Regions from separate parts of the Homo sapiens genome. Here region 2 is linked to region 1. A link is a loop called in an ENCODE intact Hi-C map of the cell type or tissue named here. Cell type or tissue: A673. All regions are shown on one strand. Links, peaks and the distances in the headings refer to the core of each region. The heading gives the core; the rest is flanking DNA. Region 1 holds the start of EPHA3 (EPH receptor A3). Region 2 has its middle 370 kb from the start of CSNK2A2IP.

Evidence for each region. A loop is a pair of places that touch in the nucleus more often than their neighbours do. Peaks named below come from ENCODE experiments on the same cell type or tissue, not always from the same donor. Only the 100,000 strongest peaks of a DNase experiment are listed, where the experiment ranks them.
Region 2: a loop joins it to region 1, with 2.1 times the contacts of the local background. A loop is called at or near these places in 2 of 110 quality-filtered maps.

The regions. Positions count from the first base shown.
Region 1 is chr3:89,104,144-89,112,143 of GRCh38, forward strand. EPHA3 (EPH receptor A3) reads left to right here and starts at 3,478. Exons shown (of 17, transcript NM_005233.6): 1 at 3,478-3,693. The coding sequence starts at 3,606. RefSeq lists an enhancer at 3,320-3,459. In A673, for the core only: no CTCF peak of the experiment used is centred there; DNase peaks (open chromatin) are centred at 3,458 and 4,208; H3K4me3 peaks cover 3,470 bases; H3K27ac peaks cover 1,421 bases.
Region 2 is chr3:88,695,571-88,711,836 of GRCh38, forward strand. No RefSeq gene overlaps it. Among named protein-coding and RNA genes, the nearest start is that of CSNK2A2IP, 370 kb to the left of the region's middle. In A673, for the core only: no CTCF peak of the experiment used is centred there; DNase peaks (open chromatin) are centred at 7,321 and 7,561; H3K27ac peaks cover 3,367 bases.

The DNA of each region.
Region 1 (8,000 bases), core at 1-8,000:
CTTCTACGCACTACCGTCTGCCTAATTTCTCATAATCAATCTATTATGAAGTGTTGCCATTTCTCCCACTTATATGTGCCTGGTTTCAGTTCTACTGTTACTGCTCAGTGTCACACTCTCTAGATCTCTCTTTTGGATCAAGATTTTTTAAAAACAGTATTGAATGCTTTTAATAATTCAGACACTAGGCTAACACTTTATCTGTACCATCCCAAATCTGATATAATCCTTACAACATTCCGATGAGATAGGATCTGTTATTATCTGGATTTCACTAAGAGTGACAGAGCCAGGTCAGTGACCTAGATTGCTCTGATTCAAGAGCCCCACTGGTAACCTCTACATGGTATTGGCCATCCTACTGGAAAGGGCTCCTAATTTGTCTTTTGGCTTCTCATTGGAGTTTTCACTTTCATTTTCCCCTCCTTTCTTAAATATGTCAAACTGATCTTTCTAAAATGCAAATTGAACTATTTCTGCCTTGCCCCTCAGCACCCCTGTCCAAGCTTTTTAGAGCAGCTAATACAACTCTTCATGACCCTGCTTCTTCCTAGCCGGTGTCTCCTCTTTCCCATACCCGCTGACACAATTTCGAAATCTATACTCTAATAATAGAGACATTTGTCATTTCCTCCAGAAATCTTGTTTTTCACTTTTCTTTAAAATGCCCCTTTTCAGTTTCCTCTCAATTGCCATCTCCCCCAGGGAACTGTTAATTCCTAACTTGAGTTATGTACTAAATCCAGTTTTCCTTGGGGGAGTATTGTTTGTTTAACCTAAAATGGTCTTCTCATTTTCCCTTTTATCTTTCTTCTTTCTGAGAGATCCTAGTTCAGTTCCTTATCACTTCAGTCTTACTTGAAAAATAGCCTGAAGTCTAACTGGCCTACCTCTAATATTCCCTCCTTCACATTGGGCAGTGGTTCTCCAGGGACCCCAAGGATTACCTGAGAAGCTTTTGTGAAATTGCAGATTCCTGGGTTCCAACCTCGGAGGTTTAGGTCCAGTAAGTCTGTGGTGGGAAGAAGGCATCACTTCTTAATAAGCATTGCACCCAGGTGGAGACATCCTGTTTTATGCTATTAGTAAACTTTTGTCCCCAGACTGAGACATGATCAATTTACTACTTGCTGAAATGCTTTTGATGTCTCTCTTTAGTTTAAAATATATTGTAAAATCATTGACATGTGGCATCGAAATCTCTGTAGTTTTCAACCAGTCCTTTGAAGAATATTTCCCTACATTTTGTCTCCAATCCATACCTCCTCCTATTCCGGCCCTTTACCTACCACAAATACTCTAATATACTCTGTATTCCATATGTGCCAAATGCTTTCATTTTTGGCTCACTTGGACACTCTCTGGACTTGCCTGCCTGCAGTTCCTTCTGAATCATTTTCTTACTAGTGAACTCCTACCCATCCTTCAAGCTGCAACTCAACTACCACTTTCTTAATAAGGGCTTCCCTGCATCTGCTGCCCCCACCTCATCCTTTCCACTCCTGCTATGGTTGCTCTTCTCTGCTTATTGGCATCACTCCCTTTTCCCCATCTGTCCAGAATGGCGCCTACATAATGGAAACCTTTTACTTTTCACTAGAGAGTTGACAATTTAGAGATTCTATATCATTTACATTCTATTTTCAGGCCAGGTATTGCTTTGTACTCATTTTGCCACTCCTGTAGCTTTCTGCAAACATGAATGCCTTTTTTCCCAGTGACAAGCAGTTTTTAAGTTTTCAAGTGTGAAAAGAGAAATAGCATGAGGGGCGCCAATGGATCTGCGTGTCAGCACATTGGCAGATTCTCCAAAATGTTTTCAAATTGTCAATTCCAAATAAGATTTTAGTTTCTTTCAAGTTTCAGAAAACGTGTATCTAACTTTGGAACAATGTAAGTGTTGTGCTGGAACTTTGAAAAAACACCAGAGTCACCACTGTCTAAGTTCTCTGGGCAGTATCTGCTATTATTTTCAATTCTGACAGACTTGGCACTTGAGGATTGCGCAGCCTCTGGTGACACAATGTGGAAAGAAGTTAGAGACACAAAGTAACATGGCATACACAGAAAAGTGAGAAGGATCTCTCTTTTCCCCTGGCTGCTTCTATCCACCCCAATTCCCCACCCCAGTCATCAAACTATTATCTGGCACCATTAACTTAAATTCAAGTGAAAATTGTGTTCTCTAACTAAAAACATTGAGTTTGTGGACTGAATACATTATTAGCAAGGGCTTTTCAAACTTTCATTTAAGTTTCATTATCAAGAGCTCTAAAATTGATCACTGATCTTAAGATTATCAACATACCTTTATTTTCTGAAGTTGTGAGAGGAATATAATAATCTTGTTTTCTTTTTAGTATAAGAAGAGATAGATGGGCGGAAGGATATCTGAGTAACCATTTTCTGGGAGATATTTTAAAGATAAGTGATGCTGGTTATTAAAATATAAATTACAAAATTGTTTGGCTGAACTAGATTGCAATAGGTTGTTCAGCAATGGGATTGGAAATAACAGAGACCATTGATAGTCATGGTGTAAAATAAGTGAGAAAGTACGAGGACATTATTATTTAGCTTTTGGATTTGGAATGTTAAAGAATAAGAATACCCCAATATTATTAGACTATCAGTGGTTGAAAGTTGAATGGAGGAGCTGTGAATTATGCATTGTTTCTCTTGCAGAACCCAGAGATCCTAATGTGAGATGGTGAGGGAGGGGGATATGTATTATTAAGAAATTTAGGTTTGATCTGTATTACTTTTACAACACAGAACGAGAAAAGAATGTAGACCTCCGGCTGGGGTTAGACTTGCTCCCTTCCGTAAGATGATGAAGGTCAACTTCCCTGTTTGAAAAAAAACAAAGTATGCTCTATGTGCGCGGAAAATCACTGTGCCAGATCTAGTAAAAAGCCACGATACCATTGGGTGTGGAAATGCAGAGACCCTCTGATTCAGGCTGTGTATTAGTGTCTTTCTGAATCACAAAGAACTCATGGAGAGTTATGATCACATTGAACACAGTAAAGGAATAACTATAATCATTTTTTTCAATTATACAAACATGATTGACTTTTTAACGAAAGACTGCTATTCTTTCAAAACACACGTTTCTCTCGCATTTCAGTTCCTTTTGCACTCACATTGCCATATGATACTCCTATCAAGGCTGTGATTTCTTCGGTGAATTAAGCAACAGAGCATGGATAGCAAACAATAAAACAGCTACTTTTCATGCAACACAAAAGAGGGAGCATTTTTCTCAGCACCGCGGCCTCATCACATCTTCTGTGTTTCCTGTCCCATGGGCGACGCCCCCACTCCCACCCGGTCTCCTTCCCGAGCAGCTCTGGGCTGCAGAGCCAGCTGCGTGCCATCCCGCTCTGCTTCAGCGCACGCTGAAGACGGCACTAGGACCCAGGGAAGTCCCCGAGCGGGGTTCGCGGAAAGGCAGCCAGACTCCTCCTTATCTCCAGTGTCAAACTTGACATCAGCCTGCGAGCGGAGCATGGTAACTTCTCCAGCAATCAGAGCGCTCCCCCTCACATCAGTGGCATGCTTCATGGAGATATGCTCCTCTCACTGCCCTCTGCACCAGCAACATGGATTGTCAGCTCTCCATCCTCCTCCTTCTCAGCTGCTCTGTTCTCGACAGCTTCGGGGAACTGATTCCGCAGCCTTCCAATGAAGGTAAGCCAGGTACCGCGACGCACGGAGCTCTGCCCCGCGGGGCTCACGCTCTTCAAAGCACGTTCTCACCGAAGCCTTGCACGTCGGGAAGGTGCCTCCGAATAGAGCAGTTTGCTCTGAGAGTGAAGGAAAGATGTGCCTTTTTTTTTTCCAACTGTCTTCTAAAACACTTCAGGAGATAATTTTAGATGGTCTAAACTTTGAAAATGTGTTTTTAATCTGACACCATTTCGAGCAATTACCTTGTTTGCCAATTTGAGCAGAAAGAAAGAAAGAAAATCCTCCAGCGTTGCAACCCAGTTATGTTAATTGCCAAATAGCCAAGGCAGTATTTTATTTTCTAATTATGACCATGTGGTACTCCGAGAAGTTTGAAAGAAAATTCAGCCTTCCTCTCTAGACTCTTTAGTATGTTTAAAGGTAATGACAGGTTGTTCCTACTTGGGATCATGGCATTTATGAATGGACTAAAGGGAAATCAGAGTTTGTCGAAGCGGAGGTGCGTGTTTATGGTGCAAGGGCTGTGTTGAAGTTGTGTGTATCCCGCCAGGCAATGGTTTGCTCTATGGTACAGGTTCTAAAGAGCAGCATATGCCACATTAACGTAAGTAATATTTGCAAGAATTACAATAAGCTTAGGTTGGATTCTCTTTGTTTAAAGGCTTATATACAAATAGGAGAATGTATTTAATGAATAGTGGATAGCTCCTGGGAAGATATAGTAAATAACTGAATAGTAGATTAAGAGAGAATGTTCATATGCAGCAAATGGCATTTCCTTGATGTTGTGTTATTTATTATCCTTGTAATGAGCATTAATTCCTTTTCAGTGGGTTAAAGTGCAAACCTAATGTTAAGGACACCAATGTGTTCTATAAGATTGTGTACTTAATACATACATTTTCTTTCTCCTGTATTCCTTTTGTGATCTATTCTTGTGAATACAGTCACTAACTCGTAAAACAAACTTCTCTAAATAATTGATTAGTGTAAAGCCACACTTACAACATTAATTTCCTCTTAGTGATTTTGAACTTATAACAGTAACATTTAGCAATTTATTTTGCAAGTTAACAATACCGAGCAACTGATGTGCAAACATCATGTTATATACATCACTCCTTAGAAAATATATTGTCAAGCCAATACTGTTGTATATGTACCTTAATTTTAAAAACACGAGTAAAAACAAAATACTTAGAAAGTTTTTTATTAAATGTAATAACTGCCTGATACTCGGTGACCTACTTTCACTGCTAATAGAGCAGTAATTTATCTCCTTCCTTACTGACTGCCTTTATCAATTTGGCAGTTTTCATTAAATGTTCTGAATCTTTTTTCTAAATAAGAAAATGAAAATTCTAAAATATAAGGATCAAGAAAATTATCTTACCCACAAATGACTTTTTATTTTACAAACCAAATTAAAATGTTTATTTGAAAGTAAGAGTCAATCATTCTTCCTGAATGAAAGGTAAGAGTATTCATTTGTATAACGGGTAACATGTATAATAGGTAACATATCAATAAATTAAACTTAATGTTTTAAAAATTTTTGTTCTTTGCAGATATTAAAATATTGACAATAACTAGAAAAATAGTATTAAAATTCCCACATTGTCATGATAAATTATATTTTCCAGATAGAATGGTTATGAACTATGTAGATATGGATATTACTGAATTAATTATGCACAAGAATGTAGCTGTTAGTCAGTATTTTTGTGGAAAACAACCTTTAAGTAAACTGCAAGAGAAAAAAAAAGACACCAAACTATTTCACACCTATGTAAAATTAATCAGTATTAATTTAATGAAACAGAGTTAATCAAATACAAATTGCTTTTAAGCCTCACCTCATGTATGTTTGGGGATATAATGTATATAATTATACAGACAGGTACACATTAACCATATGGATATAGAAAGGTAAATATATTCAGAAAGCTGACATAATTGCATTTAATTTGCTTGGATGAAAGTTTATCCATCATTCATGGGATTATTCCTTCCAGATTGTGTCCTATGGGTAGTGTCTCTTTTCCTTCCTGTGATTGTGAAGGGAAGCTTTAAAACAAATTTAAGATGATTTAACTTAGGTAATACTTGAGTGAGATTTTAAATATTATCCATAGCTGGGCTCTCAGTTGAGTTGAATAACATGAAAAGTGAAAATGCCAAGTATGTGCCAAGATTTCCGTGCAATTTTTCTAACAATGTAATTTAAATAGAAAGCAATTCTTTTGAAAATGTATATATGAGAGGAGTGGTGATTTAAAAATGGTATTAATGTAGTTTTCTGATATAATTTTTTAATTTTGAAATATGAAATACTAGACTGTATTTAAAATATTATGATTGAAATATTTCAACACTGTAAAAAATTTATGAGAAATTTACTGAAACATATTTACTAGAATATATTCTTCAATCTGTTATGAAGTTAGGCATTTGAGAACCAAAGAGAACAAAACCAGGCCATTGACTTAATTGCTAGGACATTTGCAGTTGTGTGATGTGTTTTTTAATTTAAGATTTAATCATTAAACATCAATATTGAAATGCCATGGGTCCCTGATAAGAAAAATAACTTAGAAAATGTTTAATCTGAATTTTCCTTCTATTAATGTATTTACAAATATCTCTCTTATATGCTTTCAAGAAAATGACTCCAGGTGATAATAGGGACTCATCAACGATAACAGATATTCATAATTCCAATGATCACTTGACTCAGCAATTGGCCTATATACTTAAACAGAACTTTATAAAAACTTTATTAAATTCTTATCAGGTCTCTCTGTTTACATGGCTTAAGAAAAGACTTTTAATGGGAGATCAGCTGTTTTTCATGGCAAAATATGATTGCTACACTACGTATTATTTTAAAAGTTCATATACTTACTCCTAGTTTCCATACCACAGGGATGATTAATGGTAAACAGAAATAACATTGGAACAAAGTTAAAACTGGATATAAAATAAAATTATCAACTGTGGTTACTTCAACCCTTTCAGAATTGGTAAAAATACTTTCTTTAAACACTTTTATACATTTATGGCAGTCTGGGGTACAATGCACTATTAATTCATCAGCACATAATACACTAAATCATTTTTTCTATCCAAAAGAGTTCATAAATTGGATTAACATTTACCTAGAAAGCTCTTTATATTGAAAATAGAGTATCCAAAATAAAACTGAATAAAATTAAATATTCATATTTATATACTACTTTTTTAAAGACTTTTTTTAGTAGCTAAGACACTATTTCTATGAAATGCATTTCCCTAAATATAAATATTCTAAATACTAGAGGAAACTATGCAATTGTTTAAAACTTAAAAGTAAAACTTGCATATGAATATTATAAGCTTCCCTTTGAGTAGTAGGCAAATGTTGGAGAAAATAAATAATCAATTTTTTCATTTTTAAAAATTACAATAAATTGGCATCACTTTTCATATATAAACACTTTTCCTCAAATAAGAACACACTGTGATTAAAACATTAATAGAGAACTAAGCTATCATATCATCTTTATAAGTTTTTTTGGTTTGGAAGAGGGTTTACATTTGCTTTTCATAGCATTTCATCATGCTAGACTAAATAATTGAATGCATTATACATTTTTGTAATTTAATAGCTCTCCTAATAGCTCACCCCTACATCCCCCCCCCACCCCGCCTCCATGGTTAACTGTGCTATTTGCCTGAAGGTAGGAGAAACCTTATTTTCACTATTTTATAACCCACAACAGTTAACACTTGACCTAGGTCATTAACAGGATTATCAGCAAATTTGTTTAAGCTTTTACTGACAATCTGAATTGCTACGATAATATTTTGAATGTCCCGTAAAGAAACTTTTTGTAACCTCTCAAAATCTATCACAAAATTAATTCATTCTGAATCTATATCTTTGTAAAGACTAGTATCTATAATAATAATTTGAGTGGTGAAAAGGTTCACTCGGATACCTCAATCTCTTTATTTTTATGTTTCATAATCATACTATTCCAGTCCTTGTCATAAATGAGCAATTATAAACTCTTTTAGATATTACATCTTCTAGTAATAACAATAGATTTATCAATACAAAACAGTTTCACTGTAACTATCAATATTTTTAATTTTATATTTTTAAATTATTGTTACTGTAGTTGATAGGGTTTTCTTTGCCTATTTTAAGGTTAAAAGTTAGTTGGATATACTTCTAATTCAGAAGTGACTGGACTTATAAAAGGGGAACTACATGTAATAAAACACCATTGCCACGTGTTAGATCATGGTTGTATTTTATATAA
Region 2 (16,266 bases), core at 4,492-12,491, 400 kb before region 1:
ACAATCTAGGCAATAGCCTTGAGGTCATAGGCATGGGCAAATATTTCATGCTGAAAACACCAAAAGCAGTTGCAACAAAAGCAAAATTTGACAAATAGGATCTAATTAAACTAAAGAACTTCTGCACAGCAAAAAAAAAACTATCATCAGAGTGAACAGACAACCCGCAGATGGGAAAAATTTTTGCCCTCTATCCATCGGACAAAGGTCTAATATCCAGAGTCTACAAGGAACTTAAACAAATTTACACACACACACGCACACACACACACCCAAACAACCCCATTAAAAAGTGAGCAAAGGACATGTACGGACACTTCTCAAAAGAAGACATTTATGTGGCCAACAAACATATGAAAAAATGCTCAACATCACTAATCATTAGAGAAATAAAAAATCAAAACCACAATGAGATATCATCTGACGGCAATCGGAATGGTCAAGAAGCAGCAAATGCTGGCTAGGCTGTGGATAAAAAGGAACACTTTTATGCTTTTGGTGAAAGTGTAAATTAGTTCAATCATTGTGAAAGACAGTATGGTAATTCCCTAAAGATCTAGAGGCAGAAATATGAATACCATGCAACCTAGCAATTCCATTACTGGGTATGTACCTGAAGAAATATAATTCATTCTATTATAAAGATACATACGTACATATTCATTGCAACCCTATTCACAATAGCAAAGACATGGAATTAACCCAAATGCCCATTAATGATAGACTAGATAAAGAAAATGTGGTACATATACATCATTGAATACTATGCAGTCATAAAAAGGAATGAGATCATGTCCTTTGCAGGGACACTAATGGACCTGGAAGCTGTTATCCTTAGCAAACTAATGCAGGAACACAAAACCAAACACTGCATGTTTTTACTTACAAGTGGGAGCCGAATGATGAGAACACATGGACACATGGGGAGGAACAACACACACTGGGGCCTCTCCAGTCGGGGGTGGCAAGAGAGTATCAAGAATAATAGCTAATGGATGCTGGGCTTAATACCCATGTGATGTGTTGATCGTGCAGCAAACCACTGTGACACACGTTTACCTATGTACCAAACCTCCACATCCTGCACATGGACCCCAGAACTTGTTATAAAAGTTGGGTTAAAAAAAGTGAATAATCAGGCTTTTATTTTTCGACAGTATCACGATGAAGTTATGTAAACACAGTTTTGATCTATTCTGTATTTATATCTTTCTGGAGTGCTTTTATTTTCTGTATGTTTGTTATTATATATTATTTATTCTCTTTTTTGTCATTATACTTTTTATGGAGTTTGGGCCTTAGCCCTTTTCTATTGCTCATTGTTATATGAAATCAGTCTTTTCTGGATCTTTAAAAGAAGGCTAGCTCAGGATGGGTTTTCCAATGTCATAGAACTTTATCTTCTGTTTTTTTTTTACATAGTTTCAAAGACTATAATAATTTATTTCTGAAATTCCCTAGCTCTGCTCTGTTCCCTCAGTATCCTCTCAAAATAGTCTGTCCTTTCCCTCTATATTCAACATCCTACTTATTTTTAATTTTATTACCATTAATTTCTCTTCAATGTGGAGCTACGTCATGGAAGGAAATTCTTGCTAGTCTGTTTCAAAAGCTCATAGGTAATAGATCTAACCAGAACCCATGAACGCACCTGCTGGTGAACTGGTCAAAACTGCTTTCATTTTAAAACTATCACTCTAAAATACACCCATTAGACTTTCTTGTTGGTCTTTGATACTCATATCAATCATTATTTCTTTGGTGATATGTATTATATTTATATACATAGTTGATTTATCTTTTGCATTAATTTTTAAGAGATATGGTTTATTTTCTTTTTCTCTGTATAAATAATCTTTTTCAAGGGTCTTAATTACTTTCCTCACAATGTATTATAAATATCAGCAAATCTTCTTTCTGTATTTTATATCTACATCTTAAAATAAATCTCTGGTTTCTTATTCCTTCATGGTTAATGTAACCTTCAAGAAGAAATTCCAAGTACATCCTGAGAAGGTGTTTGAACAGTCTTTATGATTTTAACGCCTTAACTTTCAAAAATGAGTCTGAATAAATATTTGCTGAATAAATATCTGACACAAACTTGCATCTATGTATTTATATCATACTAACAATTCACTTTGGTAACCTCCATCAATTGAAGATGACATTATTCAAGTTGTAGAATGAATGACAAAAACACGTAACATTCAGTTTAAAATGGAATATTTCATAAAATATAATTATAACTTAGAGTAATAAATTAACTCACTTTCTCTACAGTATATTCATAGCGCACAAAGTAATAAGTCTCAAAATTAATACTTTTAACCTTGACAACTCTTGTCTGCTAAGATTCAATTGTAGGTGGTCTGCTTTCACATAGAATATAGAAAAAAAGAAAAAAGGCATTGCTACCACTCTAACAATACAAAATGATGAAACTACAAAATCATAATTTTTAAAAAAACCACCTGAAACAGGTTGCAAAGTAAACAAGTAGACTGAAATCTAAGGAAAGATAAAACTTTCCAAGAAGAGGTGAGAAGTAAGCACTGGCTGACCTTCGGTAAAGTTTAGAAGGAAGATAACTTGGGTGCCACATAAAAAGTTAAGAAAAATACAGGTAAAATGTTTAGTGGTGTGTTCAAGGATAAGTAGAAATGATTATGTTAGAGTATAGAAACTCTGAGAAAATTAAACACAGAAACTCTTAAAAGTAACTCTTAAAAGTAATTGGGTGTCCAAAGGAAAAAATGGTAAAAATGGTAGCAATACGGGTTTATAGAATATGTAAAAGGAAAATGCATAAAAATTATATCATAAAAGAGAAAATATATATACACATTTGTGTTTCTTTACATATTTAATATATTATAATATTATTTGAAGTTAGATTGTAATTAAATACTTCATGTATACACAAAGGCAATTGAAAACAAAAATGATAGTGATAAATATTAGCCATTACTATAGATAGCAGATCATTATAACATAATCTAAATTAACCCAAAAGAAGGCACATACATGGACAAAAGGTACAGGAAAACAACGAATAAAGTAGAATACAAGCATCAGATTGTGGATTTAAATCCAGTCATATTAGAATTACATTAAACATAAATGGAGTATATAAAAAACTCTTAAAAATATAGAAGACAGCTATTGTCAAATTGGCTCAGATAACAAGAACCAACTCTATGCTGCCCAGAGAAAGTGAAAATTTAAATATAAAGACAGAAATAAGTTAAAAGTAAATGATAGGATAAAGGTATGCTCTACAAACATAATTAGTGTACAATTGTAGCAGCTATATTAATGTAAGAAAATAGACTTTAGAACAGGAAATATTGTCAAGAATAAAGAGAGATATTAAATTGTAATAAAAATGTCAATTTTTCAAAGATATACAACAATCCTGAATGTGTATTTTTCTAATAACAGAGTTTCAAAACTCTGTAAGAAAATACAGAACTGAAAGAAAAAATATATAAATCAACAATTTTAGTTGGAGATTTCAACACTTCTCTCTTAGCAATAGCACAAAAAGATAGAAAACAACCAAAAAGTTCTTTAAAGGAAAACAAAAAAAACTATCAGTCTATTGAACTAGGTAATTTATAGAACAATCCGACCAATATCAACAGAATACACTTCTTTTAACATTTAAAGCACAGGTTGCCCACAATACTTGTACCTCTGTAATTAGGTTTAGATGAGGTCATGAGTTTGGAGCCGCCCTGATGAGATAATGCCCTTTAAGAAGAGGAGGCAACACGCTATCTTTCCCTCTTTCTCTGCTATGCGAGAACACAGCAAGAAAGCAACCATCCTTAAACCAGGAAAAGTGTCTTCACAAGCTACTAAAACTGCCAGTACCTTGATGTTGGACTTACCAGCCTCCAGAACTATAAGAAATAAATGTTTATTATTTAAGCCATGCTGTCTGCGGTATTTTTGTTGTTGTCATTACACTAGCCCAAGCAGAATAAAACAGTAAGCATGGAACATTCACCAAGAGAACCAAGCTCAAGATATTTAGAAAGATTGAATTCATATAGGATATTTGTTTTTATTACATCCAAATGTGACTAGACATCAATAACAGAAAGATATACAGAAAATGCAGAAATTTTTTGAAATTATATATTATACTTATAAATAGCCCATGTGTTAAAACAGAAGTCACATTAGAAATTAGATAACATTATGAATTAAATAAAAATGACACAAAATATCAGATTTTGTGGCCTGAAAGTAAAGCAATATTTAGAAGAAATTTATAACATGCTATATGCTGTCATAACATTAGTGTAAATATAAATGTTTACATTAGGAGACAGTTTTCAAATCAATGATCTAATCTGTGATTGTAAGAAATAACAATGAAAAGAGAATTAAATCCACATAAATCATAAATAAGTCCCAATAAACATGAGTTAACAAAAGAAATCAATAAGATTAAATACAGAAACAAACAGAGCAAAAAAAAGAAATTGAAGTTGTTTCTTTGAAAATATCAAAGAAATAGTTATATCCCCAGCCAGACTTAACAAGAAGAAAGACAGAAGATACACATACTCAATATACATTATCAACTTTTAAGATTTTAAAATAACAATGAAAAATATTACAATCAATTCCATATCCAGAAATGTGACATTAGATATAATTGAAAAATTTCTTGAACCAAACAATTAAAGTTCATCTAGAATAGATAACTAAGAATATCCCTAGAAATATTTGAATGACTAATAAATAAATTTAACTTGTTGAAAACTTTACTACAAACAAACAAAACAGGCCCAGATAGCTTCAATGATAAATGTCTGCAAATATTTAAGAAACAAAATCAGAGCTGAGCTGAATCAAAGGGAGATGAAGAAATCCATATGAAAAATCAATGAGCCAAAAGCTTGTTCTTTGAAAGAATAAATAAGATTGATATTTACTTATCAAATAATTGATATTTATTTATTAAATAATTTTGTATCAGAATGATGTTGGCCTCATAAAATGAATTAGGGAGGAGTGCCTCTTCTTTGATTTTTTTGGGAAATAGTTTCAGTAGGATTGGTACCAGTTTTCTTTATACAGATGGTAGAATTCAGCTGTGAATCCATCTAATTTAGAGCTTTTTCTGTTTGGTACAATTTTCTAGTAACTGATTCAATTTTGGAACTTGTTATTGGTCTGCTCAGGGTTTCAATATCTTCCTGGTTTGGTGTTTCCAGGAATTTATCCATTTCTTCTAGGTTTTCTAGTTTGTTTGCACAGCCATGTTCATAACAGTCTCAGGAATTTTTTTTTTTATTTCTTTGGGGTCAGTGGTAATGTCCCCTTTGTCATTTCTGATTGTCCTTATTTGGATCTTCTCCCTTTTTTCTTTTTTGTCTAGCTAGCAAAGGCTAGCTCAAAGGCTCCTAGAACTGATAAACAGCTTCAGCAAACTTTCAGGATACAAAATCAATGTACACAAATCAGTAGCAATTTTACACACCAAAAATATCCAAGCTGAGAGCCAAATAAAGAACACAATCCTATTTGCAATAGCCACAAAAAGAACAAAATACCTAGGAATACAGCTAACCAGTGAGGAGAAAGATCTCTAAAGTGAGAATTGCAAAGACTCCAAAAGCAATCCCATTACTGAGTATATACCCCCCCAAAATAAATCATTCTATTATAAAGTCACATGGAATTGTATGTTCATCAAAGCAGTACACACAATAGCAAAGACATTGAATCAACCTAGGTGCCCATCGATGGTGGACTGAATAAACACAATGTGGTACATATGCACCATAGAATGCTATGCAGCCATAAAAAGAATGAGAACATGTCCTTTGTAGAAACATGTATGGAGCTTGAGGTTATTATCCTGAGTGAATTAACACAGGAACAGAAAACTAAATACTTCATGTTCTCACTTATAAGTGAGAGATAAATATTGAGTATGCATGGACACAAAGAAGGGAACAATAGACACCAGGGTCTGATTGACAGTGGAGTGTGGGAGGATGGTGAGGATTGAAAAACTACCCACTGGGTATTATGCTGATTACGTGGGTGACAAAATTATCTTTACACCCATGCAACAAAACTGCACATGTGCTCCTTGAACCTAAAATAAAAGTTGGAAAAAACCCAAATTATGCCAGCTCTACATAAAATTTTCCAGAAAATCTCATATATTGAATTATTTGTCATTATTTATGGAATCAATATTATTCCAACACAAAAATTATTCCAAAGCTTTATAAGAGAATAAATCTACCAAACATATCCTTGTTCAATACAGATGCAAATAGTACCAACAAAATATTAGCAAATTTTAAAATGTGTATACATAAAGGATAATGCATCATTACTAAGTAGCAATAATCTCAGGAATCCAGATTTAATTCAATGTTGAACAACCAATATAATCAGGTAATATAATTCATCATTTCAACTAACTAAATGAGAAAAAAGAGAATCATCTTAATAAATGCAATAAAAAATTGGCAGACCAACATTTATTATAAAAATTATCAGCAAACAATGGATAGCAATCTGAAAAAGGTGATCTACTAAAACAAAACAACAGCAAACTACAGTTAACATTACATGCAATTGTGATAGATTGAATGCTCCATCCAAAATTGGCAAGAAGACAAGAATGTTTGATTATACCAGTCTTTATTCACATCATTATAGAGGTCTTAGGTTTTACAATAGGTAAGGAAGAAAAAAGGCATACAATCTGGAGAAGAAGAAATAAAACTGTGTCTATTCACAGGCAACATCATTGTCTACATAAAAATTCCCAATGTTTCTAACTAAAGCTCAACATTAAAAAAATAAATTTTGGATTTTTGGGGGATTAACTAGTAAAATTTAAATAAAATTATTATAACTGACAATACCACTCACAGAGAAATACTGAAGGATAAATCTAATAAAATATGTGCACAATCTATAGGCTGAAACTGCAAAACTCTAATGAAAGCAATAAGAAAAGATTCAATTAGTAGAGAAACATGCACTATACTCATAGATTGGAGGATTCAATATTGTTAAAAATGTCAACTATCCCCAAATTCAACCTTGCAAGAACCACATTTTTTTGTATAATTGACAAGCTGATTTTCAAATTTGCATGGCAAAGGAAAGAAATTAGAATTGTCAAAACAATTAAAACAAAAGAAGACTCACAGTAACTGTTTTCAAAAATTACTATTAAACCACAACATTCAAGACAGTGTAGTATTGGTGAAAGATGAGACACACTGGATATATTCTATAGCATAACTAATTGATAAAATTGCCCACCAAATATACCAGTTAACAGGTTTTAATCAACATTCCTGGATTATGACTGAAGTATTTTTCCTTCTTCCTACTTTTTCCTTTCCTTCCTTCTTTCCTTCCTTCCTTCCTTCCTTCCTTCCTTCCTTCCTTCCTTCCTTCCTTCCTTCCCTTCTTCCTTTCTTTGTTCCTTCTTTTTCTTTTTCTTTTTTCTCTTTGTTTTGGGATTCTTTACTCCTTTCTTCCTCCTCCTCCTCCTTTGCTCTTTTTTGAATTATTATTTCACAACATGGTCTAGAATGAGAAAGACATGGAATTAATGCCTGATTTCTATGCTCTGGCAGTGTTCTTTTTTTTTTTTTCCTCCAATTACTTAAACTTCAAGATTCAGTTTTCTTAATTCTGAATTGGAGATATCCATATCTACCTTATGGGTTTTACATACGTATATAGTGAGAAAGGAAATGTGAACTTTTTTATTAAAATAATATTTAAATTATTTTTGTCATTATTATAAAATAATCATTTATATCATCGTTATAAAATATGTTCATATTCTTCAATTTAAAAGCAAATTCAAACCAAATCAAAAAACAATAATAGATACAACTAAGGCTGAGATTACTTGCACATTAAATATAAAATACTTATATTTCCAATTTATAGTCAGAAAATAACTTACTTCCTTCATCCTATCCTGCCAATGACCTTCTTTACTGACCAGTGTAAGTTTTCAAGGAAGCTGTAATTCCTTAGCGCAGAACAGTGTAGCCTTGAGTGTAGGAAGATATTTTTTGCAATGAGTGGGCTCTAGCTAAGACTAATCCACGTCTTCTTACCTTATTCTGTAATAAGTAACCAGAGGAAAATAATGTTGCTGCTTCATAGTGACACGTTTCAGGCCATTCATCAAAGATTGGTTAGCTAGTGCTTCTAAAATTTTTCATTGATTGCATTTACATGAGTCATACTTTTTCATTTATACAAGTTCCTTAGCATTACATGACAGTAGTGTATTACATTTGTTGTGACAGTCATATTAAAGTCCAATTATCACTAGTTATCATCATGACAGTGTACTCATTCTCTAGATTATCTAGCCTATTTCCACTGATATTAAAACACATTTTTCCAAGTTAAAGTAATATTTTTTATAACATGTCTTTTTACTCTACTTACTCATACATATGATCTGGGCCAGAATAGCTTTGTTCCTCTTCTCCTTTAATAGAAAGTCCTCACTGAATTTCATATGCTAGCTTCAAACTTACCTCTTTTTTCTGAGTTTTTAGTAAATTTTTTATTTTTGGCTCTGAAAACACTTATTTGTAAATATTTTAAGGTTGTTGGGTGTTGCTGCTGGGTGTTACCTCTTTGGATTGATTGTAAATATCCTGATGGGTATTTACTGTGGAATGGGTTTTCCAGCTTTTTTACTTTTTCTGAAGTGTTTAGCATTTAACACACAATTGGTGTTCGATGAATCTTAACAGAGTCACTGACAAATTGATGTAAGCTTTCAGTCTCTAAGAAATCCATGACTATATTTTAGAAAACATTTCTGTGGAATGTCTATTCATCCATCATGCTTATTTTCCTCTTGGTATTGCAAACTGTACATGTTTTTCTACCATTAGCATAAATACCTGCACAGTATCCTTCATGTGTTTCCTTTGCCACAGACTTTTCCCCATAACTGTCATTAGGCTTGCATTATGCATTTTAATGCATAATGGAAAACCTGCGTGCATTGTGCACAGTAGCATAATGTATTCTTCACGGTGATAAGTTATGTTTCATGTAATGTCAGTTCCTGTTCTTGAATTTACTCTGCTCTCAGTAGATGTGTTTCAAATTAATAGAGCATTAGTCCCTAATCAAGGAAGTATTTAGAAATATATTTTTAATTAAAATGAACTACTGGGAGGAATAAGTAGTATTAGAATTTTTGTGTTAATTTGAAATAATACATTACCCATGTATCTCTGTGCATTAGTAAAGACTAGATTATTGGAATTTCTGTAAACTCACTATAAAAATTAAGGCAAATGGAAAGAAGCAGATTTAATAGAACATTAGATATAAAAGCTTAAAATCACAGAAGCTATGATGGAAACCAAATCACAACATATATATTTGTAAAGACCTAAAGCAATTATATAATCAAGTCATCATCTTACTTATAAGCAATGAGCACTACAAGACAGATGCATCACCTGTTTTTAATTACAGAGAATGTGTGGCCACCCTTTGTTGTTGTCTTCTTTGCTGTTAAGAAATTTGTCACATTTCAGCTACAGAGAACGATAAAGCCAGTCTACTTGTTTGTTTGTTAAAATACATTAATCACACTTATAGAGCTCCAAAAAAATGCATTTTGCATCTTAGGTCTGCACTGTAAATGCCCAAGTTCTAACACCAGAAATTCCATAGTTTACTTTTATACATTAGCAAAAGTGCTGATAATATGAAAAACAAGCAAAACAAGATTCAGATCTGCCAGATATCACCTGTGAAGAGACACAATCTTATCTTGCAGATTACGTGAATTAATAGTAGAAATGTTATATATTTTCAGTAACTGGAGCCTGAGGTCCTTTCATCTTATTAAAATTATAGCAAGAAAAAATTATTGAATATGAAAATATTATTTGGATCAAGCTTATTCTTTTGATGTGATCTTATCAAGAAACAAATCTATGTAATATTTGTAATCCACATACCGGTAGGGCATGGGTGATAACTTTCTTAGTAACTCTTTCAGGATATACATAAGGTTACTTAGGGCATGACATAGTACTCAGCAATTGAAAATGAACTTTTAAAAAGAAAGAGATTCCTTCTCCAAAGTATAAACTTACACAGCATCCCATAGAGAGTCTTTGAATCAGATTCAGAACCAAAATGCAAAAAGGGGTGAAGATCTATTGTCCCAGAGAAATTACAGACTCATATGCTTTTCTTACAGCTACAAAGACTCAAAGCTAGGATTAATAGGCAAAGGATAGGAACTATCAATGACAAGTTCTAAAATCCTTGAAGCAAAAACAGTACATCCCTGGAAAAACAGTCCGAAGAGGATACAAATAAACTTGTCTAATGGCTATGTGAGGAGGATGCAAAGATGGTTGACAATATCTCTTATATATCTTCTATAATTAATTTTATACAAAAAAAGCATAATGTGCTATTTGCAATTCTCATTACAGAACTTCGGTTCTGGTGGGATTTACAAAGTTTTCATTGTGTTTGTAAATAATTAAAATCTTATCTACATTTTTGTATGCAAATATCTGGATGAGGCAGATATCGCAGTAAATATTTTGGTTATGTTAGAATAAAGCTAGAAGAGCAACGCCTCGTTCCTAATTTGATTTAAAGGCACATTTAATTTTCTGTCTGGTGTGCTGGTTTTCCCCAAAAGACCTCAATTAGGATGGTGGCTCACATTTAGAGAAGCTGAATAAACTTTTAGCAATGTCAATTACTAGTTTAGGGTGCTTAAGCAATTTTCTCTCTCCAAGCTTCACATGGCTCAGCCATAAAATGTAAACAATAGTTACTCAACAAAAGTTTTGTGAAGACTAAAGGATACAATGGACATTTCTATATCTAGATCAATGCCTAGCATATATTAGCCACTCAAATAGTTGTATGAACTATTGTACATAATAGACTTTACACTGTTCCTAATGTTATTGTTCACAACTTTATAGCACTGTTTGTAATTTACATATACTTTAGAGATTTTTTTTAATGAATGAATGATCACTTTTCAGTCTCACATGAAAGCATGATCAATAGAAACAACTCTCTTAGCACTAGCCTGTAAAGCCATTGTGGCTTTATTACAAGGAGCAGATGCCTCAGGATTTCTATGCTCAGAAGTTACTACAATAATTTAGAAAGATGAAACAAATTATTCTGTATCACTGGATGCTTAAACAGGCAGTTATATGTGTGAATGCTTCCACTTACCAGATTTGGAGAAACAGCTGTTGTTTATATGGAACTTGGAGTTTATTATGTATGTGACTCAAGTTCACCCTTAAAAACTAGAATGCAACCTTGTGATTTAGTATTCGCCTCTGCGCTCCTCTTTAAGTAAAAGCCCCCCATGAGTACTGGTGAATTATTCTTAAAAAATCTGAAGGCCCAAAGAAGAAAGATAAATATACAAAAAAGTGATATTTGCAAACCACCTCAAAATGACAAATAATTTGATATAGTATATAAACTTCTCTTGAAAGTAGTCATTTCTCTGCTTTATTTGTGTTCAAATTTACCTCTGGATACTGGCAAAAAGCAAAACCATATCATACACTCCCCAACCCTTACCAAAGACTTCTGACATTAAGCTCTTGCTGAAATATGATTTGGGGTCACTTTACTGCTACAGATTAGAAGAATTACGAGTGTTTTCATTGAGAGTAGCTTTTTTTACATAAGTAACAAAAGGTAAAATAATCACACAGATCATATGTCAATATGTCTTCCATATGTTGTATATACAAACTATAAATGCATGTAGATTATATATGTAGACTACTTAGAAATACACATACACAGTCTTACTTCAGTACCTTTCAGGTATAATAGGTGGCAGGCAGATTGAAAGCATTTTATTTATGGTGAGACATTGAGAAAGGTTGAGCATAAATAAAATGGAAATCAAATTGCTATTAGAGTCAAATAGTTAAGCATGAGCCTAACCATTGCAAGGAAATTAGAGGAAAGAAAAATTGAGAATTAAAAATATATTTTATTAACCAACTTTTAGTACTCTCTTTAATGGGAATGTACCACAAGTTCTACTAAAATAAATGCGGTAACAAAAATGCTTCAAAATGCGTATGCATGGGAGCTGGGTACAATGTTGAGAACAAGTGCAAGTGATGACTTGATTCAGTTAAGGTGGCTGTCAGTTTAGTTTACTATCAAACCTGCAACAAGCTGTGTAGAGGACAAACACAAGGTTAAGAACACAGTGAGCAGGATCACTCATGCCTCCTTCGTTCATCCTGGGATGCACCAATAATTCTGGAGATTCAGCAGCATGCTTGTTGCAAGAAATACATTAGGACTAAGGAATCCCAAACAAAAAGTTCAGCTCACTACAACAGAAGGAAATTCTTGCTGTTGCAAAGTTACACACAGCCACATGACATTTCTCATGTCAAAACTTGTCCCACTGCAGGTTTCAGTGTAGGTGGCCTGGCAATAGCTTATCAAGAGGTAGGAGCAAGCACATGGTGTTTGGTATTTTCATAAATTACTCTCTCCTACAATTCCCTCCCCTACTTTGGAGAAATTGAACACTGTATGGTATGTTTTTAAATGATTTTTTTACATTAATATATAATTTATATTAATCACTATTAAGATAAACTACTACTGGAATATTCTCAACAAGATTCCACAGAAAGTAAAACAAATTCCAAAATATGTTCCTTGGGAGAATAGTCTCTCAAAATAACTACAGTGGTAGACATAAGAAAATACAAAATATATGCTGCTAAATGTCTCAGTTATGAAACTTAATCGAGGTTTCTCACTTCTTTAGATGATGTAAAAAGTTGAAAAGAATATTGCACCTGTCATTACAACAACAGAGAGCTGAGGATACAGGGCAACCAAATAACCAAAAAGTAATGAAAATACAGACTTCCTCCAAGGAGAAAAGGTACATGCATTTGCTTACCTGGGGCAGATTTTGCCAAACATCATACAAGTTGGTAAAAAAAAAAAGGCTAAAATTTTAACAAAGTGTTGAAGCTTGATTGTGGACTGGCATGAGAAGTTAGGAGTTATGCACACTTTATACAATCATTCAAATGATTTTCTCCATGGACATCACCAGGTGCTCATAAGAAACATTTGGGCAAAACAAGAGTCTGAGAAAATATCCCTCATGGTATATAAATGTACCTCATGGGGACAGAAATAGTAGCTTTTGCCTGAAAGGCTCAAAGCCCTCCATGAATCCATTTTCCCTATCTTTCCTAAGGAACCTTAACATATTGGAGGAATAGCAGCAAACACTGTTATCATTGTGGCATTGCTGTAAGCCCACTGTATCTAAAGAAAGAGAACAGAAAAAAAATTCTGTCTCAGGAGATGGGGAAGGTGTGGAGAGGTGCAAATACAGCCTTGGCCAAAACAATTAAAACTCAGGAGAAGAAGTCATGAGAACTCTTTACCCCTGAAACCCAAACACGATGCCTGCTTAAGACCAAGGCCAAGAAAAATCAGAAGAGAATATCCACTCCCCATATACCATCATGAGGCCAATAAGCATAAAAAGGTAAGGAACACTGTCTTCAGAGAAAGGGATAAGAGAGATGAGGCACAGTGCAAAGTAATCCTGGCATATTGAAAGGCCAAGGCAGGAGAATCTCTTGAGCCCAGGAGTTTGAAACCAGCCTGGGCAACATGGCAAGACCCTGTTTATACAAAAAATATAGAAAATTAGCTTGGCATGGTGGCACGTGACTGTAGTCCCAGCTACTTGGGAGGCTGAGGTGGGAGGATAGCATGAGTCTGGGAGGTTGAGGCCACAGTAAACCATTATTGCACCATTGCACTTCATTCTCAGTGACAGAGTAAGACTCTGTCTCAAAAAACCCATTCAAAATACAAGTTAAACTAGAGACATTTGAAATCTACGTTGCAACAGGGTAAATGTAATAACGCAACCCAAACATAGTTCTATTCCTGACAATGTTAACACAAACTGCACAATAAAGGCCTATCATAAGAATATTCACGTCCACTTCCAGGCATAAAGCTCTTCATTTCAGTGTTTACTGTCCTACCCAACAACATGGATGAATCTCAAGTGATTTATACTAAAAGAAGGTGAGATACTGTATGATTACATACACATGATGTTCTGGAAAACGTAAGACAACAGGGAAAGAAAACAGACCAATGATTGCCAGGACCTGGAGTTGGGGGAGAGATTAACTACAAAGGGACATGGGTTAATTTTATTCTATATTTTGATGGTATTGTTGGTTTTACAACAGAATACATTTGTCAAAGTGTGCAGAACTATACACCAAAAAGGGTGAATTTTAGTTAGAAAGTTGTACTCTGAGAAAATGAAAATAAATTATAAAATATATAATAGACAAGAGATTTTAAAAATGGGAATATTACAGTAAATGTATATGGCATTTTTAGATAGCTCTTAATTTCTAAATGCCAAACATGTGGGGCACACATAGAAGTGAGGATATAATGAGACTATTTCCCTTTTGAAGAAACAAAAGCACATTAGCATATTAAAGACACTGACTGTCCTAAATAAAGAAAAACTATATTTTTTTAATGTGTGTAACACGTCTCAAAGGAATACCATTTTATGGAACATACATTGAGATAAGAGGACTTTACAAGGTCTAGACTTTGAAGAATCCATTACTGTGTACTGACTAAGAAGCATTTTTAAGGAAGTTATTTTAGAGAAGTACAAAATTGTCACTGAAGAAAATAATATATCTCTTCATCCCCCAATGGATAGTTGAGTTGAAATAACTGGCCAGTAAAATGTTATTCTCTCAGTGTTAATGCTACCATAGCTGTGTAAAATTAGCCCCCCAAAACTTGGAGCCATGTCTTTGAAAGACCCAGTTGGAAATCACTGCATGATCAATGCCAGGAAGGGCTAGCTGTGTAAATTTGGTAATACAAAGAAAAATAAAATTGAGAGAAACCTTTTCCAAAAAACAGGGAAATAAAATTGTCATTAAAAGTACTAAAGATAGAAGGTTCTGGGAAGATGGTAGAATAGAAAACCCCAAGAATCTGTCTCCCCACCTAGACAACAACCGCACTGGTGGAATATGTCTGACATCAATATATTGGAATTCCAGAATTTGTTGGAGGCTTGAAAATTCTAAAAGGCTTGGATAGGGAATTGCAGTTAATTTTGGACAATTTAAGCTTTTAACACAGTAGCGGCTATCCATTTCTCAGCCCCAGACTTGGGGCAGGCAATTGTGTATGTCTTCCTGGAGCAACCTGCACTCAATATACAGAGCCAAGGTGGGCAAAAAAGGACCCTGTCTTCAAATATCAGAAATCTATGCACTGATTGTTGATTGCTACTTCTGATCACAGAGGTGCAGGCAAAGAGGTAGGCAGCCATTATGCTGCATCTCCTCCCAGAGGCACATATATATATATATATAAACCCTCACATATGTGGTCGAATTATTTTTGACAAGGATGCCAATACCATCCAATGGGGAAGGGTCAGTCTTTTAAATGTATGGTGCTGGGAAAATTTCAAAGAATGAGGTTGGATCATAAAGACAAATAATGACATGAGACTCTTACGTAACACATATACAAAGATTAACTCAAAGTGGATCAAAGACTTAAATGTACTACATAAAATTATAAAACTCTTAGAAGAAAATATAGGGAAAATGCTTCATGACATTGGATTTGACAGTGCATTCTTGGGTGTAACAGGAAAGGCATGAGCAACAGATGAAAAAATAGACAAATTAGACCACAAAAATGTAAAAAATAAGTGCATCAGAGGATACTATCAACAGTGTAAAAAGACAACCCAGAGAATGGAAGAAAATATTTATGAATTATGTATTTGATAAGGGATAAACATCTAGGATACATAGAGAACTTCTAAAACTCAACTACAACCACCACCACCACAACAACAAATATTGGATGAATAACTTGAAAAAATGGACAAATAACTCGAATAGAGATTTCTCCAAAGAAGATATCAAATAACCAATAAGCACATGAAAAAATGCTCAACATCACTAGTCATTTGAAAACTGCAAATTAAAACTACAGCGAGAGACCATCCCATGCTCATTAGAACAGCTACAATTAAACAACAACAAAAAAAGAAAATAACAAGTGTTGTCAAGATTAGGAGAGAGGAGCAGGTGGAGCAAGATGGCAGAATAGAAAGCTCCACCAATTACCTCCCCCTCA